Linked DNA regions of Mus musculus: regions 1, 2, 3, 5 and 6 are each linked to region 4. Evidence: chromatin loops called from intact Hi-C (ENCODE). Cell type or tissue: heart. All regions are shown on one strand. Region 1 overlaps Hck (hemopoietic cell kinase). Region 2 holds the start of Plagl2 (pleiomorphic adenoma gene-like 2). Region 3 has its middle 3.7 kb from the start of Tm9sf4. Region 4 overlaps Nol4l (nucleolar protein 4-like). Region 5 holds the start of Asxl1 (additional sex combs like 1). Region 6 overlaps Asxl1 (additional sex combs like 1).

What was found. Hi-C counts contacts between places; a loop is a spot of excess contacts. Peaks named below come from ENCODE experiments on the same cell type or tissue, not always from the same donor. Only the 100,000 strongest peaks of a DNase experiment are listed, where the experiment ranks them.
Region 1: it touches region 4 in a loop (3-fold over the local background); 2 of 42 quality-filtered maps call a loop at or near these places.
Region 2: a loop joins it to region 4, with 2.7 times the contacts of the local background. A loop is called at or near these places in 2 of 42 quality-filtered maps.
Region 3: it touches region 4 in a loop (2.4-fold over the local background); 3 of 42 quality-filtered maps call a loop at or near these places.
Region 5: it touches region 4 in a loop (3-fold over the local background); 9 of 42 quality-filtered maps call a loop at or near these places.
Region 6: it touches region 4 in a loop (4-fold over the local background); 9 of 42 quality-filtered maps call a loop at or near these places.

The regions. Positions count from the first base shown.
Region 1 is chr2:153,146,326-153,150,325 of GRCm38, forward strand. Hck (hemopoietic cell kinase) reads left to right here. Exons shown (of 13, transcript NM_010407.4): 12 at 2,622-2,753. Among named protein-coding and RNA genes, the nearest start is that of Tm9sf4, 13 kb to the right of the region's middle. In heart, a CTCF peak has its summit at 1,595 (motif pointing right); a DNase peak (open chromatin) is centred at 1,556; H3K27me3 peaks cover 1,069 bases.
Region 2 is chr2:153,240,098-153,244,097 of GRCm38, forward strand. It overlaps Plagl2 (pleiomorphic adenoma gene-like 2), which reads right to left and starts at 1,261. Exons shown (of 3, transcript NM_018807.5): 1 at 1,179-1,261. It overlaps Pofut1 (protein O-fucosyltransferase 1), which reads left to right and starts at 1,435. Exons shown (of 7, transcript NM_080463.3): 1 at 1,435-1,628; 2 at 3,541-3,662. The coding sequence starts at 1,490. In heart, a CTCF peak has its summit at 1,502; a DNase peak (open chromatin) is centred at 1,344; H3K4me3 peaks cover 2,646 bases; H3K27ac peaks cover 2,101 bases.
Region 3 is chr2:153,155,622-153,159,621 of GRCm38, forward strand. No RefSeq gene overlaps it. Among named protein-coding and RNA genes, the nearest start is that of Tm9sf4, 3.7 kb to the right of the region's middle. In heart, a CTCF peak has its summit at 1,869 (motif pointing right); no DNase peak of the experiment used is centred here; H3K27me3 peaks cover 254 bases.
Region 4 is chr2:153,444,519-153,448,518 of GRCm38, forward strand. The region is part of intron 4 of Nol4l (nucleolar protein 4-like); the gene reads right to left. Among named protein-coding and RNA genes, the nearest start is that of Nol4l, 83 kb to the right of the region's middle. In heart, a CTCF peak has its summit at 1,821; DNase peaks (open chromatin) are centred at 273 and 983; H3K4me3 peaks cover 1,825 bases; H3K27ac peaks cover 2,799 bases.
Region 5 is chr2:153,343,289-153,347,288 of GRCm38, forward strand. It overlaps Asxl1 (additional sex combs like 1), which reads left to right and starts at 2,542. Exons shown (of 13, transcript NM_001039939.2): 1 at 2,542-3,102. The coding sequence starts at 3,046. It overlaps 2500004C02Rik (RIKEN cDNA 2500004C02 gene), which reads right to left and starts at 2,522. Exons shown (of 2, transcript NR_040318.1): 1 at 2,333-2,522. In heart, no CTCF peak of the experiment used is centred here; DNase peaks (open chromatin) are centred at 2,323, 2,963 and 3,153; H3K4me3 peaks cover 2,713 bases; H3K27ac peaks cover 2,663 bases.
Region 6 is chr2:153,348,914-153,352,913 of GRCm38, forward strand. Asxl1 (additional sex combs like 1) reads left to right here. Exons shown (of 13, transcript NM_001039939.2): 2 at 3,276-3,358. Among named protein-coding and RNA genes, the nearest start is that of Asxl1, 5.1 kb to the left of the region's middle. In heart, no CTCF peak of the experiment used is centred here; no DNase peak of the experiment used is centred here; H3K4me3 peaks cover 1,696 bases; H3K27ac peaks cover 1,900 bases.

The sequences.
Region 1 (4,000 bases), 300 kb before region 4:
AGTACCACATAAAAGAGAAGTATGACATAAAGAAAATGGCTGACTTAGAGTTGGGCTGTGAATCGCAGCATGCAGGAGGATACCATGGAGCCAACCCGGGATATGGAGACCCTGTCTCTCAAAAGGAAAGGAGAGTCTGGAGAGATGGCTCTGTGGTTAAGAGCACTTGCTGCTCTTGCAGAGGACCTGGGTCCTGGCACTCATATGTCGGCTCCCAATCATCTAATCCTAGTTCCATGGTTCCAATACCCTCTTTTGGATGCTGAGGGCACCAGACATGCATGTGGTACACATACATATATGCAGGCAAAATGCCCCTACATGTAAAATAAGTCATTTCAGGACCAGTTTTTTAAAAGAAAAGGAGTGGCAAATTGGCTGAGTGAAAGTGCCTGCTGCCAAGCTTGAGGTCCTGAGTTCAAGCCCCAGGATCCATGTAGTGGAAGGAAAGCACTGACTCCTGCTGGAGGCGTCCTCAAACCCTGACAAAAACTGACACTCCCACCCCTAGCAGCCACAACTGCTCAGCTAGGGGTGGGACTTCAGAGGCCAACTTCTCATCTCTGCTGGGATTTTGTCCAGTTGATCTTGTGCTGGTTTTGTGCAGGCAGACATAGCTTCTTCGAGGTCTGGTGTGTTATGGTCCTGTCATCCAGAAAATCCTCTTTTACAGCATTCCTCCACTGTCTATGGCTTTACAATCTCTCTACTGCCTCTTTCTGGATGATCTCTGAGCCTGGGAAGGGTGTGTGTGTGTGTGAGAGAGATGTGGATATTTCCTTTAGGGTTGAGACTTGTCAATACTTAATCACTTACTCGGCCATAATACAAGCGTCGCCGAATTCCAAAGAACATGCAGATGGTCTCTTAACTTAGCGGTTGCTTGGTATATGGTTTTAAAAATAGCTTTATGGGACACCTAAAAGCACTAGCATTTTCATCATACAAAGGGGCTAGCTTTAGGTGCTCAGGCCTGCGCTGGGACTTTAACCATCTTCTACCACAGTAACAAGAAAAGTGAATTAGGGAACAAAACAGACCCGGCCGAGCTGATGTGTCATCACCACTGCCAGGAAGTTGAAAAGACAGGGAGCATGAATTCAAATTAGCATCATGTGACAGGGGCCTCACATTAAGAGAGTAGCACAGGGGGAAAGCCTCCATTGCTAGTGTCAGCAGTGACACTGGCATCTTTCCACTTAGGATCCAACCCTAAGTGGAGGCAACAACAGAGTCAACATGGCAGTTTGGAGTGGAGCAAGAGTCCAGGGCTAAGTGTCCTCAGGCATCCCTAGGACTGGCCTTCCTCTGGTGCTGCTACTTTTGTGATGAAGCCAGTCAGGTTTATGTCCAGCTCTGAAAGGCTCCCAGGCTTATGGCTGTTTAGGGGGATATGTGCCTTATGGACATTAAGCCACTGGAGACGGTGGTCTAGCCTCTCTAGCCATGAAACCAAATGTCCCACTGAAGTCTTTGAAATGGAACTGCTTGCAGCCTTCTAGCTCCTTCCGCCCTACAGCCCTGCAGTTTGGCAACTGCTGTTCCTGCCCCTCAGCACTCAGCCTGTTTTCTGCCTGCCGTGATAAGGCATGGACAGGAGGTGGCAGCAGAGAGTGATTGAGAGCCTGGTCATTTATCTCCAGTGTTCTGATGGTACAGACATAGTTGCATTGAGAAGAAATGATACAAAGGTGGGCATGGTGGTACATGCCTCCAGTCTAGACACTAGGGAAGTGGGCAGAAAGACCAGGAAATCAAGGCCATCCTATCTAGGCTATGTAGTGAATTGAGAGCCTGTCTCATAAAAATGAGTGAGTGAGTGAGTGACTGAGTGACTGAGTGAGTGACTGAGTGAATGAATGCATGAATATGCTCTCCCTTTGGATTTTGATCTCTTTCCATGTCTATTAATATACTGTCCTCCCTCATGATGCTGAGCCAGGGCAGTGAGCTACAGCTCTGATTTAGCCAAGAGATCACCAGAAGAAACAAAAAAAGAAGCCATGATATGCAGTTGCTGAACTACAGTGTTCAGTAACTAAGTGTTCGAGGCATTTTTGACTTCTGCATTTTGCCTTACAGTGAGTGTATCGTAATCCTGAATCAAGGGGCAGTTATATATCCTATAGACCATGTTCACCAATTATACTTTAATTAAGACAAACACCCACAGACTGCTCATCAAATCCATTCTAGAGGGAGGAAGGGAAGAATAGGAAGGAAGGGACACTCTGACTAGGGCAAACCTCAGACGACAGCTGAAGTCCTCTCCTGCACGCCATAGCTGGGGAGTGGATGGGGTGAGGTATCAGCTGTGACCTAGACTCAAGCCCCCCGGAGATCACTTATCCCCAAAGACCTCTGGGTCTCCACTTATCAGCGTTAACATTTAACAGGCAGCAACTGAATCAAGGATGTAGCCCCCAGAGTGAGCTCCCACATTATATCCACTCCTCTTTGATCCAGTGTCTGTCCTCAAGACAAATGTCCCTTGGTAACATGGGTAACACATTGCAAGGAAATCGCTATTTGTAGAGGGCATGATTCCCCTCACCCTAGCAGAGCCCCAGCCCTCATTGCTCCTCAGTCTCACCGTGACTCTGCTCTGCTCAACCCTGCAGGAGCCAAGTTCCCCATCAAGTGGACAGCTCCTGAAGCCATCAACTTTGGTTCCTTCACCATCAAGTCAGATGTCTGGTCCTTTGGTATCCTGCTGATGGAAATTGTCACCTATGGCCGGATCCCTTACCCAGGTAGGAAAAGGGACATGGGCTTAGGGGTGTCTCCAGCCCAACCTGGCAATGGCCCATCTCGTCAGTATGTCTATTACACTCAGCTCTTGATCTTCCCCCAGTCCCTCTCCACCTTTCTCATATCAGAGGTACTGCCCTCCACCATCCCTCCGCTAGTGTAAGGGGTTGGCTGGCTATCTCCTCTTTCCCACACCTTACTGCACTCAAGCAATCGAAGTTCAGCTATTTGAGCAGGAGGTGGATGGGAAGATCTGGAGAAGTAGCATGAGGCTGAGAAGAAGTCAACTTTTTTTTTTTTTTTTTGAGACAAACTCTTACTCTGTAGCTCTGGCTAGCCTGGAGTTTGATATGCAGACCAGGCTGTCCTTGAAGTCCCAGAAACCCATCTGCCTCTGCCTCTGCCTCTGCCTCTGCCTCCCAAGTGCTGGGACGAAAGGTCTACAGCATCACACCTGGATGATCTCTACTTTTAAGAGATGTATACTTGAGGCTGGAGAGGTGGATCAGAGGTTAAGAGTACTTGCTCTCCCAGAGGATGAGGGTCCAGTTCCTAGCACCGATGTGGTAACTCACAACTATCTCATTCTAGTCCCAGGGGATCTGATGTCCTGTGATGGCCTATGAGGACACCCGTATACACATGGTGTATATATGCACACATATACATGGAGGAAGAACACTCATACACATAAAATACAAATAAATAAATAAATCTGAGGGGCAGGCCTCAGTTCCATGAGAATGGGTGAAAGTATGTGATCAAGGTGGCACACGGGCAGCTGGGGCAGGTGGTGGCACATGGGTACCTGGGGCAGGTGGTAGCACATGGGCAGCTGGGGCAGGTGGTGGCACATGGGTACCTGGGCCAGGTGTTGGCACATGGGCAGCTGGGACAGGTGTTGGCACATGGGCAGCGGGACAGGTGTTGGCATAGACAACAGAAATAAGCTGATGAACTGAGCCACATTTCAAAAGAAGCAAAGAGAGCCAAGGCTGGCTGTCCTGATAGTGAAGAAGCTGTGGAAATTTGGGGTGATTCACTAGAGAGGATGGCCGTCCAACTAAGATATTTAAAGTTTCTTGTTTTTGCTCTTAATCACTGACCCATCTCTTCAGCCCTAATCACAGAAGTTTAAAAAATACTAAAAATAAAAGTAAAGTTGGTAACCATAGTTATTTCATTGTTGTTTTTAGAGATAACAGATGTAAACTTAGAATAAGGAAATGATGGTGTTCAGAGTGACCTT
Region 2 (4,000 bases), 200 kb before region 4:
CAAATGGCTGCAACTCACTCGGGCCTCATTTTCACCTACCACCCCTCCGCAACTTAGCAGCCTTTCCCCCAAGAGGAGAGGGTTAGAAACCCAAGGCCAGACTTATCACAGCCCCAGGCTGACAGGTGGAAAAACACACAAGCCAGGAGTCGGTATGCTTGCAGGTGAAAGCCCCAACTCCCAACACGGCCAGGAACGCGGCCCGCCACCGCGCCACCGCCCCCTCCCCCCCCCCCCCCCGCGACCCCGATCTGTTCCAAGCTGGACTGAAGCATGGGGCTGAAGTTGTAGGAAGTCTGGCCCTTAGGCCAGCGGAGAGACTACCCTATTTTGTAGTGTGAAATGTTAAATTCTCCCCACAATTGGAAGGTGGATGTAAAGAGTGGAGACAAGAGACGGGAATTCAATAGTAAGTCTAAAAAGTCTAATAGGATCTGGGGTGGGAAGAGCAAGCATGCACGGTAAAGAATTACGAGCACGTTATTTGAGTCTCTAAGAGACCCCATGGGGGGAAGAGGTAGGGAGATTCTAAAGGTCGAAAGAGCGAGTTCTCTGAATTTCAAACGGGTGTAGAAATGGGACCCTCCCGAAGGAAAATGCCTAAACTTTCCACAATATGATCACTGGGAAGGGAACTTCAGCTAGGGCTTTATTTTGGGTTCTTCGGCCCGAGGTACTGCAGAAAAGCCTGAAAGCAGGTTTATGAAAGTCTGGAAAACGAAAGAGCTTAGAGCAGACTATTTGGAGCAGGAAAAGGAAGGTTATGTGGGTCGGGGTAGGCGTGTCCGAGGGTGGGAACAGGTGCAGCTTATCTATGCCCCCCAGACCGCGATCCCGAGGAAGGTTAGCTGCGTGTTATCTGGGTCTCCAGGGAGTCTGGGGGGTCCAGACTAGGGGACCCTCAGGCTGAGTTTCCAGGTCTAGGAATGGAGGGAGCCTGAAAGGCTTGTTCCGGTCCCCTGGGCACAGGTCTGAGGTCCGGGGAACGTTTTCGTCACTACGGGGCCTATCGGGGGCCCGGCTAGAGCAAAGGGGGCCCCTACTCAGGGGTGTGGGCGACCGCGCTGGGCGGCCCGAAGTGAGGGGCGCCGCCGCTCCGAGAGCCGGGCGTGTGGGCGCAGCGCGACGGCCTCCCGCCCCGCTCCCCACCATCCCCCAGGACCCTCGCCGGCACTCACTGCGCTCGGGACCCCGCGCTGCGGGCCGGGCCGCGCTCGGGCTCCGCCAGGCCCGCTCAGGCCCCGGTAGTGGCGGCGGTCGGGCCATTGTGCGGTGCATTGTGGGAGCCGCGCGAGCGGGCGCTCGGGTCGTGGAGGGGGCGGTGCCGCGGGCTCTCTATGGTCCCGCCCGCCCGCGGGCTAGAGAGGCCCAGCCGGCGCGCGGGCGGCGCGCGGGGAGCACTGGGAGCGGGGCGGCCACTCGCGCCTCTTCTTCCCTCCCACCCCCTCCCCGCCTCCGGGCCGTGGCACTCTGGGGCTCTGCCGTCGACATGGGCGCCGCCGCGTGGGCACCGCCACACCTGCTGCTGCGGGCGTCTTTCCTGCTTCTGCTGCTGTTGCTGCCGCTCCGCGGGCGGTCAGCGGGCTCCTGGGACCTGGCCGGTTACCTGCTCTACTGTCCCTGCATGGGTAAGGCCTCCGGAACCCTCTGCTTAAACGGAGAAACTGAGGCGGAGGAGGCGGAGCCACTTCTCTGAGGCGCCCGGAGACTTCTCAGGTCCAGAGGAGAACACCAGAGAGGGGCAGGGCCTGTGTTCTTCCCTGCCCTACTTGCCTGGGTACAGAGGACCCATTGGTGTTCAACTTGCCATTCGACAGATGGGAGAAGTTAAGTGACTCACTCGAGGTCTAATCAGTCTCAGATCAGTAGATGGAGTTTGTAGGACAAGACCTGCCCGCACTGTCTCGTGGCAATTCTTGCATTCATTCAGCAAAGAATTTATATGCCCCCCCCCCTTTTTTTTAATGTCCCAGGCGCTGTTGTCTGTGCTGGTGGTGAATGAAACAGATAAATCTCATAGGATTCTTCATTTTAGGAAGACAGACAATAAAAAGTTTTTAAGTGCGTGCAGAATTTGTACAAGATGATTCAAACTGGGGTAATAAAAGATAACCAAGGACTCCTAAGAACCAGCGGAGGGATGCAACTTAAATGCAGTCGTGGATCATCATTATATAATCCATCCCTTCTCTCAATCCTTGAGTAGCTTGCATTCCTGACCATGGCCATCATCTGATGGCCTGACCTTGCAAGATTGGCTCCACTCTTCTCCACACCCCTTCTCCCATGGCCCTCTGGCTACAGCCATAGTAACCGGCTTTCTATTGCTTACAGACATAAAGGTCTATGAGCTATTCTTCTCGGAGTACCTTCCTATAATTTCTGCTAACTCTTTCTCATCCTTGAAGTCTCAACATACGTGTCACCAAAGAGGACTCCATTGACCTCTCTACTTGTCATTTCCTGAGTCTCCCTGTCACCAAACCTTTTCATTTTTTCCCTTGCAATCATCAAAATATACCATAAGGAATTTGTTTTCATGTTTAGTGTCTCCTAACCTGAATTAGAATGGAATGCCTTGAGGACAGAAACCTTATCCTTCTGATTTTATATTATAACATCTAGCACAGTACCTGGCACATTTCAGCCTTGCAGTGTTTCTGGAATGGATGAATGGCTGCCATATTGATGATAGCCAAATGTGCTTGCATACAACTTTAATCTCAGCACTAGAAGCCAGAGGCAGGTGGATTTCTGTGAGTTTAAGGCCAACCTGATCACATAGAGAATTCCAGAGTAGCCAGGGCTACATAGTGAGACTCTGGCAAAACAAAACAAACAAAAACCAGATAGACCTTTGTGTTTAAAGCATTCACAGCCTGCATAGACAGCCAATACAAAAAGCTGGAAAATGAAAGCAGACATATAAATGACTGAAGTGTTTATAGCTAAATGGTAAAGCATTTACCCAGCATGTCAGAGATACTAGGTTAAATACCCAGCACATAAATACATAATCTGATTCACAGCTGTAATTCTAGCATGTAAGAGGTGGAGGTAACATGCAGGAAGATTGTTACAAGTTCAATGACAGACTGGTCTACAGAACAAGTTCCAGGACTATATAGATCCTGTCTCAAAAAACAAAACAAAACAAACCTCAATGCCGTGCTGAGAGTAAAGGAAATGGATAGGAGTTGTTTAAAAGTGTCTTAGCAAATGAAGCATCAGGGTCACCTTCATGTACAAGTGAGTGGAGACAGGTCTGAGGACACTGCTGGCAAAGATGGCAGGTAGAGTGGGGATGATTATAACATGTTTGAGAAACAGCATGGACTCTGGTGGGGCAGTGGCAGAAGGACCAGGACCTACAGGCCCTCAGATGTCAAACCTGGAAGTCTGGACTTTCTCTCCTGTGCCAGTGTTGCTAGCTCACTGTTCCTTGGCCTTCCCCAGTCTTGAATGCACATCTTTGCTGAGCCCTTCGTACACCATGCCATTAGGCCCCAGGCCACTCTACCCACAATGTACCATTTCCAGGGCGCTTTGGGAACCAGGCTGATCACTTCTTGGGCTCCCTGGCATTTGCGAAGCTGCTGAACCGCACCTTGGCTGTACCTCCATGGATTGAATACCAACATCACAAGCCTCCTTTCACCAACGTGAGTATTTCTGCTGACCTAGACCCTTGCCCATCCTTCCCCACACTTGCAGACTTGCTTGACTCCAAGGCCTCTGGGTTTTCTTCCAATCTGCTGTTGTCCTCTTCTCTACCTAGAAATAGCAATAACTAGCTTTTTTTTTTTTTAACCGAACACCTGTCATGTACCCCGCATTGTCTGAACGCTAGATGAGGGTTAGCTCATCTTTCCTATAGCTAATCCTCGAGGAAACCAAGGTCTAGAGAGGAGAGGTAACTTAGGTAACTTGCCAAAGACTGCACAGCCTGTGGGTAGTAGATCTTTTTTTTTTTTTTTTTTTTTTTTGCTTTTTCGAGACA
Region 3 (4,000 bases), 290 kb before region 4:
TCTAGGCTGGGTGAGGTCCCAGCACTTGGGAGGTAGAGGCAGGTGGATCTTTGTAAATTCAAGGCCCGTCTGGTTTACCTGTGTATGGAGTTCTTGGCTACACAGTGAAGTCCTGTCTCAAAAGAAAAAATTAAATCTATTAAAAAACCATAAAATGTGGAGCCACATTTCATGTTACCCCTTCTGTAGGAAAGTAGTAAGCACTCATGCTCTGGAAGGAGGCAGGAGGAAGGGAATGGACAGGTGGCTTATTTAACTGTGTGGGCTGAGGTCAGGGACAAGGAATGCTCTTGCTTCATCTTACCCTGAGATGTGGAATGAATAGACCCCCTAACTCCTCTACTTTGTCATGTGTCTGTCCGCACCATCACATATACTGTGACACAGCGCTCTATCAGCTTTCACTCTGGGTTCTCTTCCTCTTGAGGGGGTCACAGTGACCAATAGTTGTCTCTGTAACCATTTGTTTTTCAGGGTCACATGATCATCTAGTATGAAGGCCATTCTAATTCTCCCTCTCAAAGCAGAATACAAGAAATTAAGTTCTGGCCAATGATTTTAAGTAGTAGTGTATAAAGTAGTTTTTAGGAACCCCACTCCCACACCACCCCCAATCCTCGGGATAGGAGACAGGAAGTAGCTGGCTCATTTGGAAAGCACCATGGAGTCCAATCTAGTGAGCTTCTTGTCCCTTCTTCTTGAGTTTTGAAATCATAAGCATGTGCCACTCTGTCTGGCTTCACCAGTCTTTTTTTTTCCTTTTTATTACTTTTGAAGATTTATTTTTGATCACATGTGTATGTGTCTGCGTCTGCGTCTGTGTGTGTTTCTGCATGGGAATTTGGGTGCCTGTACACATTACAGCCATTGGATCCCCTTAACTGGAGTTGTAGGCAGTTGTGGGCCTGGCACTCACGCTGGGAATCAAACTTGGGCCATCTGAAAGAGCAGCATATGTTCTTAATGACTAGGCTGTCTCTCCAGCACCACCCCTCCTTTTGTTTTCCTTTTTAAAGATTTAATTTTAACCCTAGAAAAATAAGTAAAGGCAGCTAAGGAAGGCTAGGAGAGGGAGACACGGTCTTCACAGGGGAGAGAACACCAGTTGGCTATCCAACACCAAACAGTCAGCCCTGAGAACATACACATGCAAGCAACATTATGTGGACGGAGCAACATTATGAGGCCACAAATTTGATTGAGAGCAAGAAGGATACATGGGAGGGGTTGGAAGAAGGAAAGGGAAGGGAGAAATGTAATTATGTTGTAATCTCAAAAGTTATTATTATTATCATTATTTTTTTTTTAGACAAGGTCTCTCTGGCTAGTCCAGAATCCACTGGGACCAGAACTGTAGATGAGGATGGCCTCAAACTTACTGAGCTCCACCTGCCTCTGTCTCCCAGATGCTGAAATTAGGGCATATGGCACCACATCTGACCACATTTTCAAATATATATATTTAAAAAAAGAAAAGACTAGCTGGGCAGTGGTGGTGCATGCTTTTAATCCCAGCACTTGGGAGGCAGAGGCAGAGGCAGAGGCAGAGGCAGAGGCAGAGGCAGAGGCAGAGGCAGAGGCAGAGGCAGAGGCAGAGGCAGAGGCAGAGGCAGAGGCAGAGGCAGAGGCAGAGGCAGAGGCAGAGGCAGAGGCAGAGGCAGAGGCAGGCGGATTTCTGAGTTCGAGGCCAGCCTGGTCTACAAAGTGAGTTCCAGGACAGCCAGGGCTATACAGAGAAATCCTGCCTCAAAAAAAGAGATTTGTGTGTGTGTGTGTGTGTGTGTGTTTATGTGTGTGCTTGTGTGGCATGTGTACAGTACCCATAGAGGCCAGTAGAGGGTAGCAGGTCCCCTGGAACTGCAGTTACAGGTGGTGTGAGCTGTGAGTGGGAACTGCAGGGAACATGCTAAACCCTAAGGAACCTTTTTATAAGTCAACTGGTATGGGCTCTTTGTCCCTTATTTTTTATATCTCTCCTTCTGCCTATAATCGTTTTCTTTAGCTACCATACTAGACCTGGAGGAAGATGAATGAGCCAGAAGAATGGTAAAGCTGGCTAAAGCCTAAATCTCTGAGTAGACTTTAGAGAACTGCCCACCCTAACAGCCTGATCTGTCTCTCTCCTGCCTTTTACCTCCAAAGCCAGGGCTCCTTTCTCTTAGAGTGGGCTGGGCTTTCTTCTGCCATGATGTGCATTACTGTGCCTGGGGTGTGTGTGTTGCATGTATATTTTAAACTGCAAAAGCCTCAGCTGTTATTGTTCCCAGAATGGTGAACTTACCACACAATCACCCCTTTGGGAGCGGGTAGCCCCCTTTAGTGCGTGCAGCTCCCTAGAAAACAGCAGGTAGCATCTATTGCTGTACACATTCAACACCCGCCTACACACACACTAAGTAAATAAATATATGTAACAAGGGTCATGACTCCTTTGTGGGGTCAAATGACCCTTTCACAGGGGCTGCCTGCAACCATCAGAAAACACAGATATTTACATTAGGATTCATAACAGTAGCAAAATTACAGTTGTAAAGTAGCAACAAAAGTAACTTTATGATTGGGGGTCACCATAACACCAGGAACTGTATTAAAGGGATGTGGCATCAGGAAGGTTGAGAGCCACTGGTCTAAGGGATGGGTCTATAGTTTCCTCACTGAATAAGCTTCAGATACTCACAATGATAACTTGCTTGATGTCATACCCTTTCCAGATAGTGTTCTAATATCAACATAGACTTAGAACTTGTTCACATTCATGAGAAATATATAGGAGAATGCTGGGTGTGGCAGTGCATGCCTGTGATCCCAGAACTAGGGAAGCTGAAATGGAGATTGTGAAATGGAGGAACGACTTTAGCATAGAACGCAATAAAAGATGAAACTGAAATAATGAAGGCCTGTCATGGCTCATCAGGGGCTTGAGCAACTGTATGCAACAGGAGGAAAGTTTTAAAACAATCATATATTTTTGTGCTGGTTATAGTGTAACAGCAATAGATGCTACCTGCTGTGAAGGGTAATCTATGATACTGAGCTGACAAGATGGCTCAGTGAGTAAAGATGCATACAGCCAAGCCTCAAGATTTGAGTTCAAACCCTGGGGCCCACACTGTAGAAGAAGAGGATCAACTCCTACAAAGTCTGTATGTGCAACAAGGCATATGATCATATGTACACACTCAACACCCCCCTACACACACACTAAGTAAATAAATATATGTAACAACATTTAAAAATGACAATCTTTGGGATGGAGAGATGGCTCAGAGGTTGAACACACTGACTGCTCTTCCAAGGTCCTGAGTTCAATTCCCAGCAACCACATGGTGGCTCACAACCATCTGTAACATGATCTCAGCACCCTCTTCTGACATGCAGGCAGAATACTGTACATAATAAATTTTTTTAAAAATGACCATCTTGGAGCTGGGCAGTGGTGGCACACATCTTTAATCCCAGCACTTAGGAGGCAAAGGCAGGTGGATCTCTGAATTTGAGGCTAGCCTGGTCTACAGAGTGAATTCCAAGACAGCCAGGGTTACACAGCAAAACCCTGTCTCAAATATATATATTTCCTTATCAATATAAATATCTTCTTTTATATTATGTGTAGGGGTATTTTGCTGTATATATGGCTACGCATCATTCACATACCTGGTCCCTACAGAGGCCATAAGAGGGCATCAAACCCCCTGGAAATTGGAGTTACAGACTGTTGTGCGCAGCCATGTTGATGCTGGGACTCAAACTCTGATATTCTAGAAGAGGATCTTCCAATGGTCTTAACTGCTGAGTCATGTCTCCAGCCCCATCAGTATTACTCTTTAACCAGACATAGTGGTAAGAAACTTCCAGGACTTAAGTTGCAGTAGAACTGGCCACAAGTCTGCAATTCAGAATTACTACAAGACTATCTAGTAAATCCATCCTGCTTCTCTAGCTCTGTGCCTCTTGGGAATATATCTGCTCTTTGGGATGGTGTGTTGGTCCCAGGCATTTA
Region 4 (4,000 bases):
GGGCGGGGGTGGCCAGGGGGAGGGCCCAGGCGAGCGGCGGCGGCGGTGGCGGCGGCGGCGCCGCGGCCCGGGAGGAAGGGGGAGGGGGAACCGGGTACGGAGAGGCGGGGGAGGGGGCGGGACCGGGCACGGGGCGGGGGCCGGGGGGAGGGGAGCACAGGAGGACGCACTCAGGGGGAGTAGGAGGAGCAGCAAGAGGAGGAGGTGGAGGGGAGGGAGAGAGGGAGGAGTGGGCATGGGGGGGAGGGGGAAGAGAGGAAAAGGAGGCACCCGGGGAGAGGGAAGAGGAGAAAGGAGAGTGGGGGAGAAGAGGAGGAAAGGGGGGGGACCGTTGGGCCAGGTATGGGGAACAGGGTGCTCTGGACGCGCCGCTGTTCGCTCCTGGGTAGAGCTCTCTTAAGGGAGAAGAGCTTGGAGGAAGATCCCTTCAGGGCGCGCAGCCGAGAAAAGGAGGCGTTGGGAGCTGGGCTCGCCCTGGCTCCCTGAGGCTGCGGACTTCAAGTCCTGGGCGGGGTAGGGACATACCCTGCAAGCTGTCTGTGTTCAGAGCAGGAGAGGGAGACTTGGCCCAAAGAAAGTGACTAAGGCAGCATGGTCGAGAACTCTTGGTGCCATGGGGCCTCCAGACAGCCCCCGACCCTACGCGTCTCTCAATCCCGGGCGACACGGGTGCTCGTTGTGCAGGGCTGCGGGACCCGAGTGTTCAGCCTAGGAGGTCCTAGTGGGACGCTGACAAGGAAAAGCCAGGCACGTGGCCGACTCTGGGTCGGGCCCCCGCCCACATCTCAAGGCCCCCTTTTCTCGATCAAGTTCAAGCTTGAGCTCCTCAGCACCCTACCCACGGGCCGCCTCCTCCCCTCCCCTCGCCTCTTCTCTATTCTACACCATCTCGCCTCTCACTCTTCCTTTGTCTCTTTCCCACCACTTAGTTTGCACCCGCCCCTGCACCCCTCCTCTTTGCCCAGCGGCCAGCTACAATGTCTAGGCTGCGCTCACCTGTTCGACCCAAACATTCCGGCGACCCGGAGCGCCCGGCGCCCGCCACCCGCTCGCTCCCGGCTCCCTCTGAGGGCCCCCGCCCCACTCTGCGGGTCATTGTGCTCTAGCAGACCACTCGGTGCCGGCTTCTTACGCCGCGCTGGCTACAGTTGTAAAGTCATAGCATAATATTAAGAATGCTGCCCAGACCTGGGCGCGCACAATCTGCGTGGTCTCTGCAGGAAAGGGAAGACGCACGCCGACTCAAGGTGCGGTCTTCCTCGGGGCAAACAGACCTTCTGCTTCGGCTTCAGAAGATAGAATGGGGCGGCGCGAGGTGACCAGAGGGGTGCCCTGAACCTCCGAGCAACCTCAGACTCGCCTGAGACCTAACAAGCCAGTCTCCAAACCGCAGAATTAAAACCTCGACAGAGAAAAATGGGTTAGGGGCAGACGCCCCCCAAATTCCCACCACCAGTTCCAAATCCCGGGTTAGAACACATGGGCCTCGAATAAAGCTTGTGCTTTAACAAGGATAGAGATAGTAGACGTTCATGGAATTCTGTAGGGAGATGCCCCGCCCCCCAAAAGAAACCCAATAAGGAGCCCACCTTCTGGTTCCTCTAGAAGGAAGGGCAATTTCTACAGATTCCTTTACGCTACAACTCATTTACAGTGGAGCCTGCAGAGGAGAGCAAAGGAGACAGCCACTGCGATTGTTTGTAATTTTGAAACAGTCTGCCTTTAACCCTCCCAACTTTTCTTTTAAAAGCCCTTTTCTTTCTTCCTCTGAAAGCGTTGCATTGTGAACAATCTGTGATAGACAAGACTCCCTCTACAGGTTTGGTCTGTAACTACAACCACAGGTTCGGAGCTCCGTGTTCACGGATTAGTAAAGATGACATACACTTCAAATTAACAGTACACAGACTGCATTCTGCACATGCTAAAGATTTTACTGTCAATAAGAAACCCACGCTTTTAAAAAAGGATTTAGGCCTGTTACTCATTAGCGCCTTTTACTCCTGAAATTTAATGTGTTTTCAAATCAATTCACCGATTCCTGCTTTCTCTGTTAGACCTTTACTTCATATCCTTTGAGGTGTGGGAGTCTAGGGTCTTGGCTTTCCTCATGCCAATTCGGGCTCAGGATTTTCCTGCCTCTTTCCAAAACATTTCTTGAGACCTTTGACCTCGCCTGGCTTGTATCACTATTTCACTGCAGCAGTAGACATCTGGGCTTGAAACATAAAGCCACAGGCAGCTGAAGTTCAAAGGTGGAATTGAACCCAGATAACCCAGCTTTCCTCAGACTCATAGAACAGTGAAGCTCAGGAGGGTAGGGCTACTAATGCACCTTGGATATCTGGGGAGCACTTATGAATGCCAGGAGCCTCCCAAGATTTATCCTTACAGGGCTGCCCCTCCTTGAGGAACCTTGTGTTGGTGGTTTTCAGTGTCCTTGTTCCTCTGGTCAACTCCCACTGGCCTTAAAGTGGCCACACTGTGGGTCTCCACAAAAAATTAGATGACCCAGTTTTTTGACCAAGAATTTTCCCAGCTCCCAATGAGGGGAGGGTCCATAGCACGGGGGAAAAGGCTGGCCTTTGCCTTTGTGTCACCTCCAGGCCCAGCAGTGGACACTATGAAGCACCTACAAAAGCAGAGGCCAGGCCAGGGGATATGAGGAAGGACAGGAACTTAGTACAACCAGAGTGGACACTGTTCAAGCATCTGAAAGCATTTGAAAAGCCATTTATCACCACAAATTACTTCTAAATGACAGAGGGGAAGGAGTACCTGCCCTCTAGAGTGATAGAGCATTCACCTCCCAACCAAGCCATCAAATCAGCTGCCCCCAAAGGGCAGTTATCTGCCTAGAGTGTGTGCATCTTCTGAAGGTGGCAGAAACTGTGTTGGTTATTCCCTGTGCCAGGTCCCTCTCACCAAAATGTTGAATCTGAACAAGAAATCCAGAAAGACAGGGCAGTGGTGGTGCACGCCTTTAATACCAGCACTTGGGAGGCAGAGGCAGGCAGATTTCTGAGTTAGAGGCCAACCTGGTCTACAGAGTGAGTTCCAGGACAGCCAGGGCTACATAGAGAAACCCTGTCTTGAAAAAAAAAAAAATCCTGAAAGAGGGCTCTCCACAGACAAATAGTCCTGGACTATTCAAAAACACCCATGAGTGGAGTGTGTGGCACATGCCTGGAGTGCTGGTTACAGGAAGTAGGACAGGGGCAGCATTACAAGTTTGAGGCCAGCCCGGTCTCTATGTCAAGATGCTATCCCAAAAGCCAAAATACAAATAACAAAAAACCACTTATTGTTATTAATGTAACTGTTGTATGCGATGAAACTAATGGGTCAGGCAAGCTCATGAAATGGACCAGCTGCTCCTGACAGCAAAAGCTGGCAACCAGTGAAGACCTTGAGACATGGCCTTCCAGGCAGATACAGATTTGTCAACTGGTATAAAGGTCCTGGAAGCTCTTTGGTGCTGAGCGTTACAGTGGAGGAGGAGGAAGAGCTCAGGGAGGGGGAGACCAGCATGGCAGAGCACACAGGACCCAGGATGCACAAGTGTGCCCAGTCTGTACACAGCTGAGAGGCTTGGGAACTTCATTTGGCCTGCTAAGGCAATGCAAGCTCAGTTAATGTAAAGGGACATCAGAGGGCAGATAGCATAGAAGCAGTCTCCTAGGGACACTGGCTCAGCAAGTATAACACTGGGTCCCCACCCCAAGTTCCTTGCAATAAACAAAGAGAAAGGGACTAGCCCAAGGGACCGACTCAAACTCTGACACCACACAGATGAGGCAGCAAGTTTCAGCCTCTGTAGTCCTGCTTGACAGAAAGTCTTCTACTTTGAAATTAGAAACCCGAGGCTGGGAATGTAGTTCATTTGTTAAGAGTATATGTCTAGGGGGCTGGTGAGATGGCTCAGCAGTTAAGAGCACTGACTGCTCTTCCAAAGGTCCCGAGTTCAAATCCCAGCAACCACATGGTGGCTCACAACCAT
Region 5 (4,000 bases), 100 kb before region 4:
CCACTTGTGAAAACTAGGCAACTGCTTGCTGATACAAACTGAAAAGGTCTGACACAATGTTTGCATTGGGCTTTATTGGCTGTAACAAGTTAAAGCAATAGGAGCTTAAAGCACACTGAGAAAAGCCTGTTGCTTCCTGGGCCAGGAGTCCACATACTGAGTGGGTTTCAGTGGTTCCCTGCTCTAATCTGAGGCTGAAGTCAAGGTATGTATTTTCTTTTCTGGAAACTCTTGTTTCTGAGTTCATCTGCACTGTCAGAGTTCAGCTCCACTGGGTTGAATGACTAAGGTCCCTAATTCCTCACTGCTGTTGGCAGGTTTAGTCCTGATGCTGCTTACATTCCTTTGCTTTCTGCTACTTCAAAGCCAGTAACAGCAAACTGAATTGCTTCACATTTCCAAAACACCTATACTTTCTGGGACCCACGTGGCCCACTCAGAAGTCTAGGATGATCTTCCTAAGGTCTAAAATTGATCTGCAAAGCTCCTTTTTCCAATGAGTGTAATGGAGTTCTGGGTCCCCACCCATGGGTCAAGCCAACCTGCAATACTTAATAAGAACTTGTCCCAAAACATAAAGGGCTTGAAAGGTAGGACAGTGGTAAAGCATCTACCATGCATCTTGAGCCCAAGTCCCAACACAACAAAACACAAAGCCTGCATTTTACAGTCTTCCCTATTCAACCCTTCCAAGTGTGTGGCTTTGTTGGAGCTATGGATCAATTCAAAACATCTGAACCACTATCCTCTCAGAGGTGATTGTCTCAGCTGCAGATTGAAAAACTATAAGCAAAACTACCAAAGGCCAGGGTTAGTGGGGCATGCATTTTAATCTCACATGTATTAATGGGAGGCAGAGGTAAGACAATAGAAGCCCATTGACGCCAGCCTGTCCATATTGTGAGTTTTTGTTTCAAAATAAAAAAATAGTGAAATGGTGTTAGGATATGCTCAGGGATTGTGGGAGGTCCTCAGTTCAACTCTCTCCCCACCAACAGAGTCCTAATATACACCTAATTTAATCCCAGCACTTGGAAGGCAGTGGCAGGTGGATCTGAGTCCAGAGCTAACCTGGTCTACACAGTGAGTTCCAGGCCAGTCAGGTGTCTGTCTCAAAAACAAAACCTAAAATGTCAAAAACAATAACAATAAAATAATTTTAGATGTAGTTCTCCCCTCGCTTTTGGGATGAAATGAGAAGAGTGTTTCTGTTTATTGAATTTGAGTCTTGGGTGAGCACTAATAAGGACCGCTGAGTCCTTTAGGTACAAGGGTTGGACTGCTGGGTGATTTCTTCGTCTCAGCACTGGCTGCCTGTGTACTAACACCACAAGAGTACAGGGTGTTTTTTTACCCACATAAACCTTTCAAAAACTGTAAAACCTGGCCATCAATCCAGTTCAAGACTGTAGAGATGTTTCTGTACTTTGGGCCAACAAACACAGAAAAATAATGTTCTGGGTGCTTCAAACCTTATCATCCTGTCACTGCAATCAAGGAACAGAGGCTCCATTGCCCACTGTGTAGTAATAACAGCTCTCATTTATTCTACAGCAGAAGCCAAATTACATGAGCCTAATATCAGGATCTTCCACATTCTCTCCCATCTTCTAGATACTTCATGCTAATTTGTACCCCATCAAGGTTGTGGGATACTATGCTAACATTGATCAAACAGGCTCAGCGGGGTTAGGAGTAGTCAAGGAGTCACAACTAGGATTCTAAATCTAGGTTGGCTGACATTAGGACTTGACCTCTCTCCGGGCAACTGCGTCTAAATATACACTCAGGTGCATTTAGATTTCTGTGGATGGACCTTCAGTGTTTACCTACTATCGGATCATCAAATTCACCTGGCGGCAACGCTGCTGGAAACTGCAGGTGCATTCTCTGCAAACACACAGAGGTATTACAAGAGGAAATGGGTTAATCACCTAAGTCGGTCAATCGTGCAATAACCGTTTTACTGATATGAGTGTCTCTTTGCTTATTACTATGCGCCAGTTGACTCATTTAAGGGTGGGCCAAAAAGAAAAGTCCTGCTTTTTGTCACCCACCAGAAGTCCAGAAGAGAACTGTGTATGCGGTGGGGGATGGTGCAGTGGAAGCAGGGTAGCAGACTACCAACTCCAGATCCGAAACCGCACTGGACCCGCCACCAGAATCAAAAAAAAGCTTTGAACGGGTTAACCGCGCGCGCGGCCAGGGGGGAGTCCAGCCACCGCCCCTTCCCAGCACCACCTCCCAGAAACCCTCAGGCCTCCGCTAGTTCCCGAACCTCGCGAGACCCCGCCCCATCTTTTTCTGACCGACTTCCCGCCCCCTTCTTTACCGTGCTTGGAGCGCAGCGGGGTACGGAAGAAAGTGGGCGGAAAACAGGAGCCCGGGGCACTCCGGGAAATGTGGTCCAAGCACTTGAGGCAGCCATTTTCTTCCGGAGAGGGGTAGGCCAGGAAGCCAGTGAGGACTACAAATCCCAGCCACCCTTTCGGTTTGTTTTTGTTCAAAAAAAAAAAAAAAAAACCCACACTCCCCCTCCTCACTCTTCTCTCTCACACACACGCGGGCACACACATACACACACATACCCACGGCAGACACGCACGCATCCGAGCGTCGAAAGGAAAGCCGCGTCTCGCCATCCGGGCCCGCCCGCCACTAGTTCGCTCTTGGGTTTCCCAGCAGCGCGGGAACGCGGAGGCCGGAGCCGTGACCTCTGACCCCGTGGTTATGCGGAGCCGCCGCATTCCTTAGCCATCGCGGGGCTGCCGCTGCCGCTGCCACCGTGGGCGACTGACGCAGCGCGGGCGCGTGGAGCCGCCGCCGCCCCTCCCCCCAGCGCCACCCTCGCGCCGGGGTCTCGCTCTAGCCAGTCCCGGTGCGCCCGCCCTCTCCGGCCGCACCCGAGCCCTCGCACGCGCCGCCGCCGCCACGCGCCCCCCGCCGCTGCCGCCGCCTCCGCCCCAGCCCCGCGCCGCCACCGCCCCAGTCCGCCCCGCCCGAAGGACCCGCGTGGAGCCGCCACCGCCGCCGCGGAGGAGGAGGATGAAGGACAAACAGAAGAGGAAGAAGGAGCGCACGTGGGCCGAGGCCGCGCGCCTGGTGAGCCGAGCTGCCCGGGGGGCCGCGGCGGGGGGCGTAGGGGGTGGGCTCCGCGCGGCTCCCCGGGCGGGGGAGGGGCGAGGCCCTGCCCACCGCAGCAGGGGGCGGGGCCGCCCGGGTGTGGAGCTCCCGAGGTCCCGGGCCCGAGGAGGCTGGGACGCCTTTTCTCTGCATCCCCCCACCCCTTGAATTCCTGCGGAGGGGCGAGCTGGCAAGCGGCTCCTCCCCCCTCCGAGCGCCCGGGCGCCAGTCTCCCCTCCCCCCACGTTGGCAGCAGCAGCGGGGGGTCCCGGGGAAAGCGCCCGTTTATTCTTCTGCGGGGAGTTAGGTTTCCGGGAAAGGTCGGAAGTGCTTCCCCGGACTTCTTCGTGGGCAGAGGTGTGTGGGTCACTAAGACACCGTAGGGGTGGGAAAAGTGCCCCTGGTTTCAAGGACGCGAGAAGCATTTAGAGCGTTGGCAATTTAAACCAGGTGTGTGTCGGAAAGCAGTCGCTAAGGACCGATGTGAACCCTGAGTAGTGGTTCTCAAACTACTAGAGTGCCCGGTGGGAGCATACCTGGGGACTTTGTTTCAAACATTGGCACTAGGGCTCATTTTAAACACACTGAACTCGAGATTCCTCTGAGAAACAGTACTTTAGGCAGCTGCTTAAGCGATTGTTATGCCGGTGACCCTCGAATATTTAAATCACACTGAGCCCTGTGACTACAATGGGGGGTAGGCAGTTTGCAGAGGAGCAGAATACACTTTGCCAAGAATGTGTATCTGTTTGAGGCTTCCCTTCTGAGGGTTTAGTTAAAAAAAAAAAAAAGTAAATAGGTTTTTGAGCTCGCTACCTGCCCAGAGGATTTGTGGCTTTTCTGTTTCCCAAGCTTCAGTAGACTTGTGCGATAGCTT
Region 6 (4,000 bases), 96 kb before region 4:
GGAGAAACAGCCAAGGAGATTTTCTTTTAAATTGTGTACTACACTTAAATAGATTTCTCTGGCTTTTGAGAAATGCTACATTGCATGCTTTGTTTTTGCTCTGATTCATGTCTGAACATTCTTTTTTTTTTTTAAGATGTATTTATATTTATTTATTTATTTATTTATAAGTACCTAAGTACACTGTAGCTGTCTTCAGATGCACCAGAAGAGGACGGCAGATCTCGTTACGGTTGGTTGTGAGCCACCATGTGGTTGCTGGGATTTGAACTCAGGACCTTCGGAAGAGCAGTCGGTGCTCTTAACCGCTGAGCCATCTCTCCAGCCCATGACTGAACATTCTTATATCAAACATTTTTTTCCTTTCAAGTAGAGAGTTTTTTCTTTCCTTCAAAAAAATATGTGGTCTAGAAAGACTAGCAATAGAGCACTGCTGGATTGTTCTGAAAACTAGTGGTTTATATACAATTTTAATGAAAATGAGTACTTTATATCTTCATACGTAATATCTCTTTAGAAGTTTTTTTTCTTCTGTTTTAAGATTCTCAGGGTCTTTCTGGCTACTGTTTAAATAATTGGTAGGTATTTTTTTCAGTCATGCTCTTTTTTTCCCTTGTAGGAGATTTGTTAGATTTGTGTGTGTGTGTGTGTGTGTGTGTCAGTGTCAGGAGAGGCCCAGAGTTAAACAGGTATTTTGGTTTCTGTCTTTTGTTTAGGAATAAATATGCTTAGTTCCTCACTTCCCTTTGAAGTATCCTGGCTTGGGAGATTACTTTTACTGTGGAACAATGGGTTCACTGAAAAAGAGATTTGACTCTGCTGATATAGATTAGGGAGTGCTTCCAGAGGGAAGGTAGTTTCTGATCTGAGCCTTGAACAGTTAGTGAGATGTAGGTAGGCCTGTCACAGAGGCAGAAGCTGATGAAAAAAACATGGCTGAAGGAGGAGAGAAAAACTACATGGGTGTGAATATATTTGCAAAGTGTGCAAATGGGGTGAAACAAAGAGGAATTGCAGGTATGAAGATGTGTGGGTCGGTGAGGCAGTCTTGCTGGGGGGCAGATAGGTTATTGAGAGGCTTTGTGTGCCCAGCTTCTGGGCACCTACGGGTGCTTACTCAAGTTCTTTTCAATTTGAAAAATGACCCTGAGAGGAAAGTCTTAATACTTGAAGAGTGAGAGATTCCCCCTTTGGCTCAGGTTGGATAGGTACATAGGTACTTGCTTCAGTTTGGAAGAATAGAATTGAAATCTTATCCTGTCTTATTCTAAAGCCTGCACTTTAGTGGCTGGCTGGGTTCTGGAAACATACTTTCTGCTGCTTATGGAGAGACAGAGTTGCTGAAGATGATTTTGAAATAGGAACATGAAGGTAGACTGTGTGGTCTGCTACAAGGCAGGTTCCGTGTGGTTTTAAGTGAGGGATAATCACAAACAGGAATGGATTTGAGAACAGGGCTGGACTCAAGGATATAATTGAAAAAGCTGTTGTGTTGGGTCACTGGCTGTGGTAGTGAGCCAGGTAGATGAGAGCGAAGGGTGCTACATGTGTGTTGTTAAATTAGGTGCCAATTAAGGTAAGGAATGTAGGGAGAAAGGGTAGGGATGGAGGGGGAGATAAAGGAGAGTTGCTCAGGTGAATTAGAGTTGAATGAGTTAAGAATGGACAGTTAGACTGATGAGTCATACAGAACTACTTGACTCTGAAGCTTGGGAGAAGTCGGGTAGAGGTAGATAGGGTCGGAGTCATCAGGGTTAGAAGCAGCACTAGTAACTGACAAGAGCAGTGTCAAAATGAACAGAGAGGCTAAGGAGGAAAAAGGGGAGGTTTGCTTTAGTATTTCCTTCTCCAAACTCTGACTTCCTTTAGTGATAAGGTCTGTTGTAGCCTTCCTTTGGAACTTCCTGCCTGCCCACCCCACCCCCATCCCCCTTTAATAAGTGACAGAACTTGGGTGTTACACTTGTTAGCTTGGAGTGCCTGCAGCAGCTGCTCAGGTGTCGAAAGTGAGATAATGAAATGACAACGTTCTTTTCCTGTTAGAGGAGCATTTCTGAAACAGCTCAACTTTGTGAAGATTGCTGAGGAAGTACATTAGTTACAGACCTAGTTACTGATGGACTAACACAGGCAGGAAATTAGGTTCCTCATTGTTATGTGAGTCACAGAGAAAACTTACAGCATCGTGTTGTCGAGTGACAAAATGTACTGTGGCAGTTAACCCCAGAATTTCATGGTTTAATGGGAAAGAACTGAAGCTGGGCATGGCTCACACTTGTAATCCCAGCACTTGGTAGACAAAGGCAAGCGGGTCTTTGTAAATTTGAGACTGACCTAGTCTACATAGTCAGTTGCATGTCAGATGGGACTGCATAGTGAGACTGTATTTTAGAAAAACTTCATATATACACACATACCCAGATGAGATAAGGGAATTAGTCAAAACTTTTTTTTGGAGGCTAGTTTTTATTATGTAGCCTGGCTGGTCTTGAAGCCACAGAAACCTGCTTCTGCTGGGATTAAAGGCATGCGCCACCACACATGGCCTTGGAAGGTCCTTGAGTAAATTTCAATCTTGTCATGTATTTTGCAGAAGTTTTTTGTTGTTTGTTTTGTTTTGTTTTGAGACAGGCCTCATAAGAGGTTGCCCTGCCTTCTGAGTGCTGGGATTAAGGGCATGTGCCACTGTTGCTCAGTTACAGTCTATATTTAACGACATTAAACTATGCAGTTTCCAGAGCTGCTAAGGTCTTATATATTATTACACATTGATGTTAAAGTAGCTGTCCTTAGAATTGAGAATTAGAATATTTTCATGTAATTGTGGCTTTTTTTCCCCCTAATTGCAGTGAACTTTCAGTGTACTGCTAAGAGTGTGATTTGAATCTGAAGTAATTGTTTTAATGCCATGTTGGGGCTTTGCACTTCTGCCATCGAGCCATATCTATAGCTCCAGAGTCATTTTGATAGTGGTAAATCTCTGGGGCTGGAGAGATGGCTCAGCGGTTAAGAGCACTGACTGCTCTTCCAGAGGTCCTGAGTTCAAATTCCAGCAACCACATGGTGGCCAACAACCACCCATAATGAGATCTGATACCCTCTTCTGGAGTGTCTGAAGACAGCTACAGTGTACTTACATATAATAATAAATAAATCTTTTAAAAAAGAAAAAGATAGTGGTAAATCTCACCTGTCACTGACAGCTCCTCATAGCAGGCCATGCTACAGACTAATGAACGTTTCACACTGAAATCAGAACGTTTCTGTTTTCTCAGGTGTTAGAAAACTACTCAGATGCTCCAATGACACCAAAACAGATTCTGCAGGTCATAGAGGCAGAAGGACTGAAGGAAATGAGGTTTGTATTGCTCTTACTGTTTAAATGACATATGTGCCTGTGAGAGTCATCTGTTGGTCTATCTGTGGTTGTGTATGTAATGGTAGTGTATCTGGTGTGTATTTTGAGGGTGGGAGTGGAGTGGGTAAACATCTGTTTGTTTACATCAGAAATACAGTCTTTCACAAGACCTTACCTAGGTCTTGACTTACAGCTAGAACTGGGTTCTTCTTTTCTTTTCTTTTCTTTCCTTTTTTTTATTTACATGAGTACGCTGTAGCTGTCTTCAGACACACCAGAAGAGGGCATCAGATCCCATTGCAGATGGTTGTGAGCCACTATGTGGTTGCTGGGAATTGAACTCAGGACCTCTATCAGTGCTCTTAACCGCTGAGCCATCTCTCCAGTCCGGAGTTCTAACTTTCTAATACAGTTTTGTTTTTTTGTTTTTGTCTTTTTTTATTTTTATTTTTATTTTTTTATTTTATTTTATTTTTGGTTTTTTGAGACAGGGTTTCTCTGTGTAGCCCTGGCTGTCCTGGCACTCACTCTGTAGACCAGGCTGGCCTCAAACTCAGAAATCCGCCTGCCTCTGCCTCCCAAGTGCTGGGACTAAAGGCGTGCGCCACCACGCCCGGCTCGTTATTTTGTTTTTTAAGGTAA